Regions from separate parts of the Mus musculus genome. Here region 2 is linked to region 1. The links are chromatin loops, found by intact Hi-C in ENCODE. Cell type or tissue: left cerebral cortex. All regions are shown on one strand. Links, peaks and the distances in the headings refer to the core of each region. The heading gives the core; the rest is flanking DNA.

The links. Peaks named below come from ENCODE experiments on the same cell type or tissue, not always from the same donor. Only the 100,000 strongest peaks of a DNase experiment are listed, where the experiment ranks them.
Region 2: it touches region 1 in a loop (2.0-fold over the local background); 3 of 42 quality-filtered maps call a loop at or near these places.

Annotation. Positions count from the first base shown.
Region 1 is chr2:164,175,550-164,183,883 of GRCm38, forward strand. Wfdc5 (WAP four-disulfide core domain 5) reads right to left here and starts at 7,193. Exons shown (of 4, transcript NM_145369.3): 1 at 7,020-7,193; 2 at 3,187-3,330; 3 at 2,928-3,092; 4 at 776-2,616. The coding sequence starts at 7,104. The coding sequence ends at 2,941. It overlaps A730032A03Rik (a long non-coding RNA gene), which reads left to right and starts at 2,035. Exons shown (of 4, transcript XR_003954086.1): 1 at 2,035-2,115. It overlaps LOC115486434 (a long non-coding RNA gene), which reads left to right. Exons shown (of 4, transcript XR_003954084.1): 4 at 1,573-1,863. In left cerebral cortex, for the core only: a CTCF peak has its summit at 4,815 (motif pointing left); DNase peaks (open chromatin) are centred at 669 and 4,808; H3K27ac peaks cover 727 bases.
Region 2 is chr2:164,339,011-164,347,344 of GRCm38, forward strand. No RefSeq gene overlaps it. Among named protein-coding and RNA genes, the nearest start is that of Svs5, 10 kb to the left of the region's middle. In left cerebral cortex, for the core only: a CTCF peak has its summit at 4,921 (motif pointing left); no DNase peak of the experiment used is centred there.

The DNA of each region.
Region 1 (8,334 bases), core at 227-8,226:
AGGGTGGATGGATTCTTCTAAAGCCTACTATAATTACTTAATAGGGATGTAGAGAATTGGGTTGCAACTGTCACGGGCTGGTCCTAGCTCTAGTACGTGTGACTCCTTTGACTGTCTAACCTCTTTGGACTGCAGTTCTCTTAATCTGTGAAACAGGACCCAGTAGGGCTGGGAGCCATCGGTGGGATTTGTCCATATGAATGGTAGGATGCGGGGGTCTTGGGTGGTGACTCCATAGTGTTTAGCTCTTGTCTGGATTCATTGTTATCTAAGGAAGAGAACGCCATTATTAAGTTCTGGCTACTGCCCAACTAAGAGCTCGGTCAAGTCTCTGTCTAAAAGCTGCTGTTTCTCCATTGTTAAACGGGAGCACCAGGTTCTTTTTCTGCAGGTGGCAGAGTAAAAGCTGTGACAGGGGGAAGCATAGGGGAGGCACTTTCTCCAGACTAACAGTTTCTAGCAGGCTTTTGCTGTGTCACCAACAGTCCCATATCCCTGTGACTTCCTGCCACAAGTATTAAGTACTCCCACCCTCAAGTGTGGGACTTGGCTGAGATATAGCTCAGCTTTAGGCCTGTGGCTTCTGGGTGAGCTCTTTTTGTGGCAGAGTCTGGAAGCTTCCAGAAGAATGGTATCTTATGGCTGTTAGTCCTACCCAAACAGGTTCCCAGCCAGGCTCCAAATTAGTAGGCGTGCTGTCTTAGCTTCTCTTTCTGTTGCTGTGACTAAACACTCTGACAAACGCAATGAAAGGTAGAAAGGGTTCATTTTAGTTCACAGTTCAAGATACAGTCCTTTATGGTGGGGAGGTCAAGGCAGCAGGAGCTGGAAGCAGCTGGTTACAGTACATTTGCATTCAGAAGGGAGTGATGGATGATGCACACATGCTATGCTCAGCTCACTTGCATCGTTTTGTCCAGTTCAGGATCTAATACCTAGGGAAGGGTCACACCCACAATCAAAGTGGTTCTTCCCACATCAATTAGCATATCAGGGTAATGTCCAGAAGCTTGTCTTTCAGGCAGTTCTAGGCTATGCCAAGTTGGCAATTTATAAACTACGAATGGGACAGACACTATCTAGTGAGTCTGAGGACGAGAAGGGACATGGTGGGCAGAGACTATGGTCCCTTATATTATCTGTGTTAATGTGATGGGTGGAGCAACCAAGGCCCAGAAGGAGGCTCAGAAATATCCAGGAGCTCACAGATTCTGTGACACCAGAAAGCTTTCTTTTCTCTACGTGTCACCTTGGAGCCATGTTGTTGGCAACTGTTACTACAAGCCAACAGTTCGGGCATTTGAATCTAGTGAGAATGGCTGTAGCAACCAGAAAGTGGCACTCTCTCCATCTTCCAGACTGCAAAGGGAAGTGGTGAAGGACTCGCCTGGGTTACACCGCAAGGCCACGGGAACAGGACAGAAGAGACACAATTTTTAAGTTCGCCTCCATAGTAGTCTGCCCCAAGTCTATCAGACAAAAGGCACCTCCTTTCTCAGCTGTCTGGGTCCAAGGAATGGACAGACCCTTGCTGAGTCCTCTCAAGAAACCCTTGTTTGGCCCTGACTCTAGGCTGGGAAATCAAGGCAAGTGAGACACAGCCCAGTAGTGGAGACAGATGTACTCTACACATGACATCCCAACTGCTGGAGCCCCTTTTCCTGGATATGGGACAATCCAAACGGTCTTAGCAAGCACTTGGCTACAACATGAAGCATCATCGACTCCCTGGGTCAGAGGCTCTCTCTTTGCTCCTGACTCTGCCAGGAAGCTGTCTCAGTCAGAATCCTGCATCTCTTGACATCTCTTTAACCCTTGTTAATCTCCATTTATTAAAACAGAATCAGGCTCTGCCTTGGCAGGTGGCCCTATTAGCTAGAGTTTAACGGTGTTATTTAAATCAAGCACGAATGAACTCAATGGAATTATTGTTTTCATTACACTTGGCTTCGAAGATCCATGCTGCCTCTGTCCGTTGATCTTGCAGATCTTATTTACCTTAGCGACACCAAACCTCCTCTGCCCTCCCCTCCCACACCATCCCTTGGAAATGAATTGTTAACATCCAAAAGTGAGCCGTTTAAATGAAGACGTTAAGTGAGTAGATGTACAGAGGTACTTCACACAACTTTACACATTACGGGGTGGCTCTGCAGGGATGATGGGGACTGAGGCAGCATGTGTGGATGGACTGATGTTTGGAAAATTCTTTCTGGACACACATTATTTTGGGGAGGATAGTCTGCAGGTGGGTTCAGGGCTCGGGAGAGAAGGGGCTGCCTGGCTTGGCATTTGAAGTGGAGGGAACAATGTACAGAGAGATATAACACTGGTTCTGAGGTGGGATGGGAAGCCCAGCACAACAGTGGTGTGGGGTGCCGGAGCCGAATGATGAGCTATGCTTTTGATGTCTGGTGTGGACCTTGGCACTCAGAGGAGAATGCAGGAGGCATGAGTTGTAAGGGAGCTGACAACAGGCCAGTGCTTGTCAGAAGGTCACAACTGTCTCTGGAGAGAAGATCTGGGTCGCAGGATCCCTGGCTGGCACATCATGATCTCTTTCTGGTGGGAACCACACCTGGGGTGCAGAGCCATAGATCGTAAGCCAGAATTAGCCTAAAGAAAAGGAAAAGAAAGGGTTAACGCCTATTTTGTAACAGGACTCTGAATCTGCCACCTCTATTTAGAGCCTATCAATCCAACTCAGACAGATGCTAAGACAGGTCTCTCCAACCTCCTTCAGAAGGGTAAGCTGATATCCAGCATACTTAGTAAGAGACCTGAGGAACCCAGTTTCTCTGCCTTGCTAATGGGAGCCCTTGCACCCTCCTTCTCCAGCTCTGGCCATTCTGAGGAAGGTACCCTGCTAAGATTATTGACCTGGAAGGACATCCCGGAGCTCGGCGGGAGGAAAGAGGAAATGGCACCTTTGCTGGGGTCTCAAATGGTACTTTTGCTGGGGTCTCGGCAGTCCCGGCCACAGGCGCTGGCACAGCACCGCTTCTTGCCTGAGCAGTCCGAGTCTTTGTTACACATGTGCTTTGTGGGACTGAGGCAGCGAAGTTGATCCACGGGGCATTTGCCCGACTTTACTGCAACACAGGGGCTTGGTTGAGTCTGGTTGTGCCCACCAGTCCTGGGGCTTGCTTGAGGTTTGGGTGTTGGCACAGTGGGGAGGGCACTTACCAAAGACACGAGGCATACACTGGAGGAAGCAGGCTCGGCGACAGCACTTCCAAGAAGAGGGACACTGTTTGTCATTCAAGCACTGATCAGGAGGAGTATTCTGGTTGCAGAGTCCATCGTCTGGTGGGCAACCCCCCAATTTGTCTGTACGAGAAACCTCACGTCACTTAGCTAGACACAGCTCAGGGTTGTGTTGGGGATTGCAGGATCAACTGTCTCAGTCTCTTGCTTGCCTCCAGGATGGGTCTTATAGATTTTTTTTTCTATTGAGGGCTAATTATGACACTCAGGTGGCATAATGGATAGGAAAAATGAGATTAAAACACTTAGGCTGTGGAGATCAATCAGCCAAGATTAGGACCCGAGTTTGACCCTCAAGACCCATGTTAAACAAACAAACAAATAAGCAAAACTAAACAAACAAACAGAAAAGAGGGAAGGTTCTGATGAATTCAAGGTTAATGAGAAGCTGTCTCAGCAAGGTGGTTGGAAATGACATCCTAGATGGTTGTCCTCTGGGCTCTATGCCTCCACATCTGTATGCGCCCATGTGCTCCTGTAGACACATACCTAGATGTACACACACACACACACACACACACACACACACACACACCACATGTACAAGCACACAAATTTTCCACCTCAGACAAGATTGTGGCAGTTTGCCTCTGCCCATAGGTACCTCCCTGGCCTCGTTCTCTATCGCTCCTGAGCTGCTTCAAGCCAAGGAAGCAAGGCTTTCCCTGGCACCCGTTTCCACTCTGGCCACTTGGTCAGTGTATTGATTTCAGTTGAAATGTCCCTTCTTCTTAAGGCCCTGCTTCTCTGAGCCCGTGGCACTGGGTCAGCAATGGGGTGAGTGCCTAGAGCTGTCTGTTTGCTCTCCCTGTGCTGGAGGCTGAGCTTCATTACCTGCTTGCCCTGTTCATCATGAGCACAGCACGGTGCACGGCGCTAAGGGCATAATGGCTGTTGGAAAGAGAAGTATTTGTAGGGAGGCCTCGTGTTGCGTATGTGCTCTCCTCTTGCTACGGGTGACACTTCTATGCTGCTGTGCTCACCTCTGTTGGAAGAGGCATAGCTTAAACTCAAGAATCAACTCTGTCTCTGAACCTTTCTCTGGAACAGCTCTGGAAGGCTCTGACCTGGAGTTGGCCTAACCAGTCTTCTCATTGAGGCTTCATGCACAAGTTGGAAGTCTTCTAATGAGGCAGAGATTAAGGCCTGTAAAGGACAGTGACCAGCCTAGCCCACACGGGCCTGGGCTGGGCTAGGATTCTCTGGCTCTCTTTAATCTTCATGTTCTGCGTTGACTGCTTTCAACTATAGGGATGGGGCTGGTCCTAGGACTTCAGCTCAATCTAGCAACACAGAGACTTCAGTTGGATCCAGGACTCTGAATGTAATCCCCTGGGGCCCTATTCCAGAAGTTCTCGCTGACCTACCCACCACCAGCTCCCCCAGCCCAGTGAAAGCTCCTACTTCCTTGCTTAGAGTCCAGACAGCTCCATTTGCCTCATGCCAACCTTCTTCCCACTCTGTCCCTGCCTGGGCACTGGTTGTGCACATAGTAGGTGGTCCTTTGCTCCTGCATTGTCAGCTTTAGTTCCTAAACTGGTGGTTGAAGTCGAACTGCTGCCCCCTGCTGGAAAGTAAGCTGCTTAGCTGTTTGGGGAGGAAGACGGGTTCTGTTGGGGGGGGGGGGGGAGGGGAGAGAGTGATTGGAGACTATCTACCTACAGACCAGGATTTAATACCAAGCTCACATCCCATTACAGAGGTGCTCAGGCCTTGGAGAGTGGGCCGAATGGAGCTGTCTGAATTCTAATCAAGGAAGTTGAGTCTTGTGTGTGGGTGGGTGTGTGGGTGTGTGGGGTGGGGTGGGGGGAGTGCATGTGTGGGGAGTGCAGCATAGATTGCAACACAGAGGAAGGGGAATTGCTGCAGGAGGACCCCAGGGTTGGGCTTCAAGGATCAGACTGATAGGGAGCGAACAGAAAGTTGGCATTCTAAGTGAGACAAACTGTCGGTGCCACAATGTGGAGACACAAAGTCTGGACTGGACAGAGAGGTGTGCAGGGCTCTGAGTGCACACTACCATGGTCACTCTCCTAACCTTCCCTCCACACCCAGGTTTCCTACTTGTGACACATTCTCTGTGACACACACACACACACACACACACCCCACAGCTGATATGTAGACTCCATACCTGTGTGGCAGCCATCCATGGGCACGGTTAAGCTGGTGAAGTCAGGGGCATGGCACACCGCACCCTGAATACATACACAGATCTCTAAGTGGAATTACTCAACTGCCAACACCCTGGCATTTGAATGAGGAGCATAGGATCGTATAAACAAAAGTGGCTGAGCCTCCACTGGGACGAGCTAATGCTCTCCTTCCCTCAGCCCCACTGCCTTCTGCCAGTGTCTGAAGTTCTACCGAGAGCCAGGCAGATGCCTCACGGGAGAGAAACCAGGAAAGGATGGAATGACATGAACGGGTATTGGTTAGGATGTCACACCTGGCCAGGTAGAGCAGGCTCGGGCTCTGGTGGAGCCAGGTCTCACCCTGGGTGTGGTGTCAGGACTGTTCTCCTAGGACCCCTCAGTTGCTCCCCCGAATCTCCACATATGCTACACTTACAGCCATGTCTGACATTTATCCTTCAAGGCCCCATTTACTCATGAGAGGAAAGTGTGGACCCCGTTTCACGGGAGTGAGTTGCTGAAGGGAACCTTTCTGACTCACAAGTACTACCGTCAGTTACCACGTTTGATACTGTCTTGGTCTTCGGCACTGGAAGTTGGTTAAGCAGTATGCCTTGGTTTGCTTACCAGTAAAATGGGGGTAAAAACAGTGCTGGCTCACGACACCGTAGTGAAGACTTGTGGGTGATGGCTGAGTGGGTTACAGTCCACAAAAGGTCTGACCTTGGAACCTACTAGCATCCTTTCTTCCTCCACGTGGGAGGAAGCCTTCTCCTCTGTGCCTCCGAGGAAGGCATAATCCAGGCTAAAGGGAATGGGTGCCACGTAAATCCCGCTACCTCCATCTACCTGTACCGCACAGGCTGCCCCAGTCTTGGAGGACGGGTTCTGTCCCCATTTGTATACTTGTCCCCTAAAGCAGGGCTAACTCTCCAAAAGTGAATGTAGGTCAAAGCCCAGCAGCCTCAGAGGAGGATGGAGGGATGGCCTCGCCTTCGCAGGGAGGCATCTGTGGAAGAACCCTTATGCCTCCCTCACTGTCAACAAACCAACCCGAGCTTCATCAGGGATGGGAATGGACTGAAGCTGGAGAAAGGAACAAGAGAGACAAAGGCAGAGATTCCTCCCATCAGACCCCAGATCCCAGCAGCCACACTCTTTACTTAGCCCCCAAGTCCCTTCTACAATCCCCATTGGTGGAATCACATGATGTTTTCCCCATACGGGGAGGCACGGTGACACATGCATCCTGTCTGTAAGCTTGGGCACAATAACCATGTGTCTATAGAGGTCTGCTCAGACAGAAACGAAGGCACCTATGTACACAGAAACAGCTGAGTGTCCTTAAAAACATTCGGGTGTGAATGTAGGCACAGGCAAGTTGACAGGTAAAGACCCAAGCACGAACAAGCCTGATGCAAAATGCAGGTTCCTGGGAGCACTGAGACAGACAGACAGACGGATGGACGGACGGACGGACGGACGGATAGTAAGACACACACACATACACACACACACAACACACACCCCACTTATCACTGGCTCTCCCACAGCCCCCCACTCTCCACAGAAAGGCAGAAGCCACCTGCTCAGAGCACAGGGATTCATGACACTCACCTCCCTTCTTTCTACACAAGGCAACAGGCAAGTGAGTCTCCAAAGCCAGGAGGACTACCAGGAGGAGGGAGCTCTGGACTCTCATGTTTCTTTCGTGGCACCCAATAAGCTCAGAGCTCAGAGGCCCCCAGATTAACATTTACAGTCTCAGAGATGCCAGAGCAGTTGAGTCAGCAGAAGAGGACTAGAGGGTGACCAGGGTGGCTTGTGCTTCCCGGATCTGGGTCCCTCCCACCCTCCTACCCTCCCACCCCTGCCTGATGTCCTTAGGGCAAGGGGTGCTTGTGAAAGAGCTGGTAGCAAAGGTTCCTTGTGTTAGGGACATGGATCTAGTTCTGCCTGTATTGCTGACTTGGCCTCTGAGTGTTGGGTAAGTCTTGCCCGTCTCTGGGGCTCAGTCTTCTCATCTATATTGTGGGGAGAGGAAGAGAGGGGTCATAATGAAAGCCACACAGAGAGACTTTTTCCTTTAAGGCACGTGGCCGGCTCTGCCTGGGAATGTGAACCTCGGCCTTCTCCACCCTCTGCCTGACTACAGCCATCTGGAACATCTGGTAGAACCAGGCCGGTTTGTTGTGCTCAGAGAATGAAGATGTGCTAGGATATGACACTGACTTCTTGTTTTGTGAATACGCTTACTAAGAATGAAACTCTTCTATTGATTCCCTTTGGCCACTAATCCTGTTAATCCCGACTACCCACCCAACCCCTGTACTGGGGATTAAACCCAGGGCCTCTCAAGTGCTAGGCAAGTGTTCTACCACTGAGTTGCATTCCTGATCTCTTTAACTTTTTAAGTTTTGAAACCAGCCACACCTTGCTGAGTTCCCTAGGCTGATTAGTGTACTTGCTGCTCGGTAGCTCAGTCCGTCCCCTGAGTTGGGATGTTCCTGCCTCAGTTTTCCCGAGAAGCTAACCATGCATCATTAGGCCCAGCCTAGCTCCTTGCCCTTACTGCTTGGTAGCAAGTGAGCGCTTCGTGCCAGGGGAAGCCCTCGTCTCCCCTGCCTTCTTTAGACCATTAAGCCAGACTCTGAACTCCAGGATCGTATTTCCTAAGACTCAAAGTCCTTTTTGCTTCTGTACTTTCTGTGTTCGGCTTGATTGACGGCCTGCAGGATGGTGTTTGAGTGAGGTATTTGCTTTCCCAACTCTCTAAGGTCTTGAAGCTCTCACAGTGTCTTGGAGGAGGGGCGGGAATCAGCACGATTGGCAAGGAATGGTGCCAAAAAATGGGGACTGCAAAGTGCCAGGGTTGGGGTTTCTTTCTGGAGAAGTTGGCTCAGGTTGGCATGGTGAATGAAGCCAGGCTTAG
Region 2 (8,334 bases), core at 268-8,267, 160 kb after region 1:
CAATGCCACAGCATTGACAACAAAGACCAGCATCAGCAAAGCTCAACAAGGACCAGCAGAGTGTCAAGATGAACCAATACCACACAGCCCCGACCACTGTCTGTTGGAGCGTATTTCTACCCTTTCCAAACATTACATGTTCTCTCAAGCATTTGCTCTGGCAAAACATCACATGCCCATTTTCCAGGTGGCTTCCAGAAAACACCACGTGTCTGTTCTCAGCAAAACATCCTCCCACATGTCTGCTTCAGCAAAAACATCCTCTTATGAAACAGTTTCCAGGAAAACATCACATGACACAACTGAGTCTCCAAAGAAACCAGACATTTCCACTTCATATATTAATCTAGGCTGTCTATTGTGGACATTTAAGACTTGGAATGCATTGCTCCAGGATCTTCTGGCTTCCAATGTTCCCACTGAGAAATCAACTGTTATTGAGATGGGTGTTCATTTACATGTGACTTTTGGATTTTCTCTTGCCACATTCAATGCACTCTCTTTGTTATGGATACCCTATGTTTTAACTATGATATGCTGTGGATATTTTGTTTTCTAGTCTTATCTTGGTGTTATGTGCTTCTTGTGTCTAGAGGAATGTGACATTCTTTAGCTTAGGGAAGTTTTCTTCTATGATCTTGTTGAAGATCTGGTCTGTGCCATTGACAAGATTCTTCTCCCTTATCTATGCCTATAATTGGAAGATTTTTGTTAACATAGCCCGCATTTCCTGTATGTTCTTTACCTGTTTGTTTGTTTGTTTGTTTGTTTTGTTTTTTTTCGTATTCCTTGCTTCTTTGGTCTAGATCTTCTCCTTTATCTCTGAGTGCTGATATTCTATTTTCTGCTTGACTCATTCTGCTTGCAAGATCTTTCTTTGAGTATTCTAGTTGAACTATTTGTTTTTTATCAATTCTGTCCTTGTTATGGCTTGACTCATTTTCAATGTGTTAGATGTAAATATTCCACACAAAAAAGTGTGTATCAAATTCAAGAACTCATCAAATAAATCTATTACCCACCATGACCAAGTGGCATGACCAAGTGGCTTAATTCTAGAGATTCAGGGAAGGCTCAATATGTGTAAATCAATGGACCACATAAATAGACTAAAGGATAGAAACCACCTGACCATGTCATTAGATGCAGAATATAGGGAAGACACAATTACAAAGAAAGCCCACTGTTGGTGACTCAGGAACGATGAACAGTAGACACAGGCGGTAGGAAGCATGGGTGTCCGTAGGGCATTTACAGTCAGGAGAGAACAGATAAATAACCAGAAGGAGAAGAATGTCCCTGCGGGTGTAAATTACCACTTCATCTACAGAGACAGCAAGTGTCAGGAGTCATGGGAGACAGATCGCTATTAGAGCCCTCATATTCCAATCTGGAATGGTTAACCCAGCTGGAACCAACCCCAGACCCTTTGCAGTACACATACCACTAAAGTCCTCCTTCCATAGGAATCATCTTCCTGAGTGAAGTCTGTAATGCTTTCGAGATACATGCTCCCAGATCTTTGCTCCATGAGCAACAACTCCTATTCACAACTGCTTTCCTTGGAATTTCTAAACTTCCTCATACACTTGGCCTCCAATAAAGAAATATCTTCCTGCATGAACTTCTCTGATCTACAATTTCCTCCACCCTCTATGCTGGTTCAGTATCCAAAGAAGATTCCAGAAAAAGCCAGTCCTCCAGAAACGTAAACCAGCATAGAGAAATAAAAATCACTGGCCTAGGGGTCAAAGTTTGTATTCCAGCTCAATGCACCACAGAAACATGTCTATCTTCAATGTAAACTTTTTTAAAAGTCAAGATGAAGTCCTCTGTTCCTACATGGAAATGCTAGTATATTAATAATGGACCTTACTTTATAGATGCTGGATGAATCAATTCTGTGATTCTACAGGTAGGATCTGAGCCAAAAAAAAAAGTTACTTAAGCTGTGCTTGTTTGATGAGAATGGTCCCCATAAGCTCATACATTTGCCTGTTTGACCCCAGTTGATAAACTGACTCAGAATCATTGGGAGGTGTGGCCTTGTTGGAGGAGGTGTGGACTTGTTGGAGAAGGTGTGTAGCTAGGGGTGGGCTTTGAGGTTTCAAAAGCCCATGCCAGACCCAATCTCTGTCTCTGTCTCTGTCTCTGTCTCTCTCTTTCTCTCTCTCTCTCTCTCTCTCTCTCTCTCTCTCTCTCTCTCTCTCTCTGTCTGTCTGTCTTTCTGTCTCTCTCTCTGCATCTCTCTCTGTCTCTGTCTCTCTGTCTCTGTCTCTCTCTGTCTCTCTCTCTCTGTCTCTCTGTCTCTCTCTCTCTGTCTCTGTCTCTCTCTCTCCCTCTCTCTCTCTCCCCCAACCCCTTCCCCCAGTTGTAAAGCTCTCAGCTACTGCTCCAGCACCATCTCTGCTTTCCACCATGGTGATCAGGGACTAAACCTCTGAAACTCTAAGGCTTTCTTTTGTAAGAGTTGCCATGGTATTGGTGTCTCTTCACAGCCAAGGGACAGAGACCAAGACATTAGTGCAGAAAATATCTGATGCTGGAGGAGAAAAAGAATCGAGACTCTGAACATGAGAAATGGCAGAAACCTTGTCCTTATCAAAATAGCTGAGAGAAAGATGCTCAGAGCCCAGAGACAATTACCACATTGATTATAGAAGTTGTGTCCATCTCTTTAGTTACAAACATTAGGTTTATTCTTTTTTTTTTTTTTTTTGAGTAATGCAATTTTTTCTTTTTTTGTTTTTTTTCCATTTTTTATTAGGTATTTAGCTCATTTACATTTCCAATGCTATACCAAAAGTCCCCCATACCCACCCACCCCCACTCCCCTACCCACCCACTCCCCCTTTTTGGCCCTGGCGTTCCCCTGTACTGGGGCTCAGATGTGTTGTCTACTCTCTCTGCATCTCCAGTGAATACAGCCATGATGCAACATGAATTTTTTTCTATTCATAAGATAATTGGCTCTTCCCAACTCTGGATATTTTTAGAACATGTGTCCATATTTCCTTACAATTTTTCCTGTTGAAATGGACATATATCTTACATCATTTACAACGTTAATATTCTCATGTTATATTAACTCTATGATAGCATAGTTCATATACAGAAAAGAGATATTTGATTTAGGTTGACTATGTCCTAACTAATATAACGCTACTTCGAAAATAAAAAATGAACCAGGCATGGCGATGCAAGCGTATAATCCCAGCACTTAGAAAGCAGATGCAGCGGGATACAGATGAGTTCAATGTTACCTTTGGCGACACTGTTGTGAAACAGAGCTAAGCAGAATCCATCAAGGCCAGAGTGACCTGAGAACACCTGTGCCAGCCAGTGATGGGCCCTGGAGCAAAAGATTGCTCCCAGAGGAGGCCTCTGTCGGGCCAAAGGACAAGATCTACTGAATGAATCACATTCAGAACTAGAAAAGCAGTATGGTAGAAGCAAGACAATGTCACCATGTCTACTCTGTCAAATGACATTCCACCCAGCTTTTGGTCTTTTCTCTGCTTTCATGGTTCCTGAAGCACTGAAGATTTTTCTCCTCCTTATTTTGGAGACTAGCTCCGGGAGGCAGGGGTGGGAGGCTTTTGTGTGACTCAAGATCAGTCACACAATGAAGGTGAATATTTGGGCAACATGCCTTCATTACCTCCCCAGATGACTTTAAATCTCTGTACTACAGAGGAACCTGTAGGTAAACTCCCACGACCTAGAAACAGAGGATGCCAAATGAACAAATTACCTAACAGTAAAAACACAGAAGGTGTCCCCCAATCTGAGAACGAAGGGCACACTCTCCTGCCCTGTTCCCACTCCAATCGGAGCCCCAAATATTTCGAAAATAAAAATCAAGAACAATTCTGATTTTCATGAATAGAGTATTCATTCACCAAGTGTAATAATGAGATAAATTGCTCATCACAGCTTAGAAGCAGCCTGTGGGGATTCTCTTGGCCCTCTATGAGATTGATACCCAATATCCACACCAATGGAAATGCTGTGTTGCAAACCTGGAGAGGATGGGGGTGGGGGGGGCAGTGAGCACCCTGGTGGAGAGAGCGAAAGCTGCCAGGCTCATTGTCACATCCCGAATCTCTGCCGTTAGTGCTTTCAATGGTCTCCATTTGCATCCACTTATTACCTAAAACTTTGTTTGTGTGTCATCTAAATAAACATATTTATAAATTTGTGGTGCAATCTGTAATCACACTATGAATTCGTAAAGCTCAGTTGCTTATTTACATTGCTGTAAAGTATAATTGTAGGGCGTAGAGGGAGCCCCAAGCCAGTGAGCTCCTGAATGAGTGGAGAGAGAGTATCCAAATGAACAAAATTAGAGCAGAAAAGGTCTGCACCTTTCTCTCACGGATTTATTACAGAAGTCTGTTTCCTGCAGCCTGGTCTCCATGATTCCAAAGCATACAATACACGCTGCCAAAGGTAGAAAGAAGCCAGTAAGCAGATCTACTCAGAAGCAACATCTATGCCAAGGCCATGACCAGCATAGAAAGATATCTGCAAAGATATGTGTAAGTGGCGCCCACGTGTCAGTTGCAACCAACACCTGTCAAACTGGATGTAAGGCCCAGCCAACAGGAGGGAATTCATGCCTGTACTAGAGACCTAGCCAGTTTCCTGGGACTAAGGAAGTCATGAATTTTAGTTAAGAGCACTGACTGTTCTTCCAGAGGACTCAGGTTCAATTCCCAGCACCCAAATTCTAACACCCTCACATTGACATACATGCAGGCAAAACATCAATGAACATAAATATTAAAAATTAAAATAAAGAGACTAGAAAAATGGCTCAGCAGTTAAGAGCACTGGCTGCTCTTCCAGAGGTCCTGAGTTCAATTCCCAATTAACCATATGGTGGCTTATAACTATTTATAATGTAATCTGGTGCCCTCTTCTGGCCTGCAGGCTTACCTGCAGGCATAACACTGTGTACATGATCAATAAATCTTTTTTTTAAATATTTTTATTAGGTATTTTCCTCATTTACATTTCCAATGCTATCCCAAAAGTCCCCCATACCCTCCCCCCCCCCACTCCCCTAGCCACCCACTCCCACTTTTTGGCCCTGGCGTTCCCCTGTACTGGGGCATATAAAGTTTGCAAGTCCAATGGGCCTTTCTTTCCAGTGATGGCGACTAGGCCATCTTTTGATACATATGCAGCTAGAGTCAAGAGCTCCGGGGTACTGGTTAGTTCATAATGTTGTTCCACCTATAGGGTTGCAGATCCCTTTAACTCCTTGGGTACTTTCTCTAGCTCCTCCATTGGGGGCCCTGTGATCCATCCAATAGCTGACTGTGAGCATCCACTTCTGTGTTTCCTAGGCCTCGGCATAGTCTCACAAGAGACAGCTATATCAGGGCCCTTTCAGCAAAATCTTGCTAGTGTATGCAATGGTGTCAGTGTTTGGAAGCTGATTATGGGATGGATCCCCGGATATGGCAGTTTCTAGATGGTCCATCCTTTCGTCACAGCTCCAAACTTTGTCTCTGTAACTCCTTCCATGTGTGTTTTGTTTCCAATTCTAAGAAGGGGCAAAGTGTCCACACTTTGGTCTTCGTTCTTCTTGAGTATCATGCGTTTAGCAAATTGTATCTTATATCTTGGGTATCCTAAGTTTCTGGGCTAATATCCATTTATCAGTGAGTACAAATTGTGTGAGTTCCTTTGTGATTGGGTTACCTCACTCAGGATGATGCCCTCCAGGTCCATCCATTTGGCTAAGAATTTCATAAGTCATTCTTTTTAATAGCTGAGTACATTGTGTAAATGTACCACATTTTCTATATCCATTCCTCTGTTGAGGGGCATCTGGGTTCTTTCCAGCTTCTGGCTATTATAAATGAGGCTGCTATGAACATAGTGGAGCATGTGTCCTTCTTACCGGTTGGAATATCTTCTGGATATATGCCCAGGAGAGGTATTGCGGGATCCTCCAGTAGTACTATGTCCAATTTTCTGAGGAACCACCAGACTGATTTCCAGAGTGGGTGTACAAGCTTGCAATCCCACCAACAATAGAGGAGTTTTCCTCTTTCTCCACATCCTCGCCAGCATCTGCTGTCACCTGAGTTTTTGATCTTAGCCATTCTGACTGGTATGAGGTGGAATCTCAGGGTTGTTTTGATTTGCATTTCCCTGATGATTAAAGATGTTGAACATTTTTTCAGGTGCATCTCTGCCATTCGGTATTCCTCAGGTGAGAATTCTTTGTTCAGCTCTGAGCCCCATTTATTAATGGGGTTATTTGATTTTCTGAAGTCCACCTTCTTGAGTTCTTTATATATATTGGATATAATCCCCTATCTGATTTAGGATAGGTAAAGATCCTTTCCCAATCTGTTGGTGGTCTTTTTGTCTTATTGACGGTGTCTTTTGCCTTGCAGAAGCTTTGCAACTTTATGAGGTCCCATTTGTCGATTCTTGATCTTACAGCACAAGCCATTGTTGTTCTATTCAGGAATTTTTCCCCTGTGCCCATATCTTCAAGGCTGTTCCCTACTTTCTCCTCTATAAGTTTCAGTGTCTCTGGTTTTATGTGAAGTTCCTTAATCCACTTAGATTTAACCTTAGTACAAGGAGATAGGAATGGATCAATTCGCATTCTTCTACATGATAACCGCCAGTTGTGCCAGCACCATTTGTTGAAAATGCTGTCTTTTTTACACTGGATGGTTTTAGCTCCCTTGTCAAAGATCAAGTGACCATAGGTGTGTGGGTTCATCTCTGGGTCTTCAATTCTATTCCATTGGTCTACTTGTCTGTCGCTATACCAGTGCCATGCAGTTTTTATCACAATTGCTCTGTAGTACAGCTTTAGGTCAGGCATGGTGATTCCACCAGAGGTTCTTTTATCCTTGAGAAGAGTTTTTGCTATCCTAGGTTTTTTATTATTCCAGATGAATCTGCCGATTGCCCTTTCTAATTCGTTGAAGAATTGAGTTGGAATTTTGATGGGGATTGCATTGAATCTGTAGATTGCTTTTGGCAAGATAGCCATTTTTACTATATTGATCCTGCCAATCCATGAACATGGGAGATCTTTCCATCTTCTGAGATCTTCTTTAATTTCTTTCTTCAGAGACTTGAAGTTCTTATCATACAGATCTTTCACTTCCTTAGTTAGAGTCACACCAAGGTATTTTATATTATTTGTGACTATTGAAAAGGGTGTTGTTTCCCTAATTTCTTTCTCAGCCTGTTTATCCTTTGTGTACAGAAAGGCCATTGACTTGTTTGAGTTAATTTTATATCCAGCTACTTCATTGAAGCTGTTTATCAGGCTTCAATAAATCTTAAAATAAAATTAAATAATAAATAAAAAGGAAAAGAATCTACTACCACTGCTTTGCTAGGCCAGCATAATTTCTCTGCATCTTGTTCTTATACCCAGAGATCAGTGTAGCTACCACCTCTCATCAGATAAGCCTCTCTCTACAGCAAACAGAGACCATCCCAGAAAACCACAACTGGACACAAAGCAGAGACCCACAGTATAAAGATCCCAGCACCCCAAAAATACATTGGTACCACAGCTCCCTCATCCGTAGCTCAGGGTACCATGCCAGAGGAAAGAGTGCAAAAATTGTAAGAGCCAGAGTAGGAGGAAGTCTGAAGTGAAACAGCCTCTCCTAAAATGGCTACAGAAACAAGACCAGAACAATAGCAATGTCGATCAGCATGTTAATGTAGGAGAAGAAAAACTGTGTGAAGTCCCACCCTTAAAGAAAGAACCACAAGCTACTCTAGTCTGCGGGGAGAAGAAGAATTAGCCTCTCTTGTGAATGAGCCCTCTTATTGTTTGTCCAACACAGTGGTCACCCCTGAAGCCATATCTATCACCCAATCAACAGATTAACTCAGCACTATATATTTATGTATTATATATGTTATATATTATAGAGAGAGAGGGGGGACTGGACTCTAACAAATTTTACTAGCTCTGCTTTATCTGAAAACAATAGACTTATAAACAAATTATCTGATTCCTTTAATGACTTATAGCTATACATCCAAATAACAGTTGGCCCTTATAAATAATACATTTTAATGGGCCAACAATTGCTGGTTTGACTGGAATCCATGGGTGACCACATGACTCACATATTTGTACATACACATGTATATATTTTGGGTATGTGTGTGCCTGTGTGTGATGAGTATAGTCAAAGATAAAGAGGATATCAATTGGAAGGTGAGAAGCCTGGGAAGCGTTCAGGGCGGGTGACTGAGATGAGCTTGAGAGAGAAAAGGGAGGGAGAAGTGATACAATTCTATTTCAATTAAAAAACATTTAATAAAAAG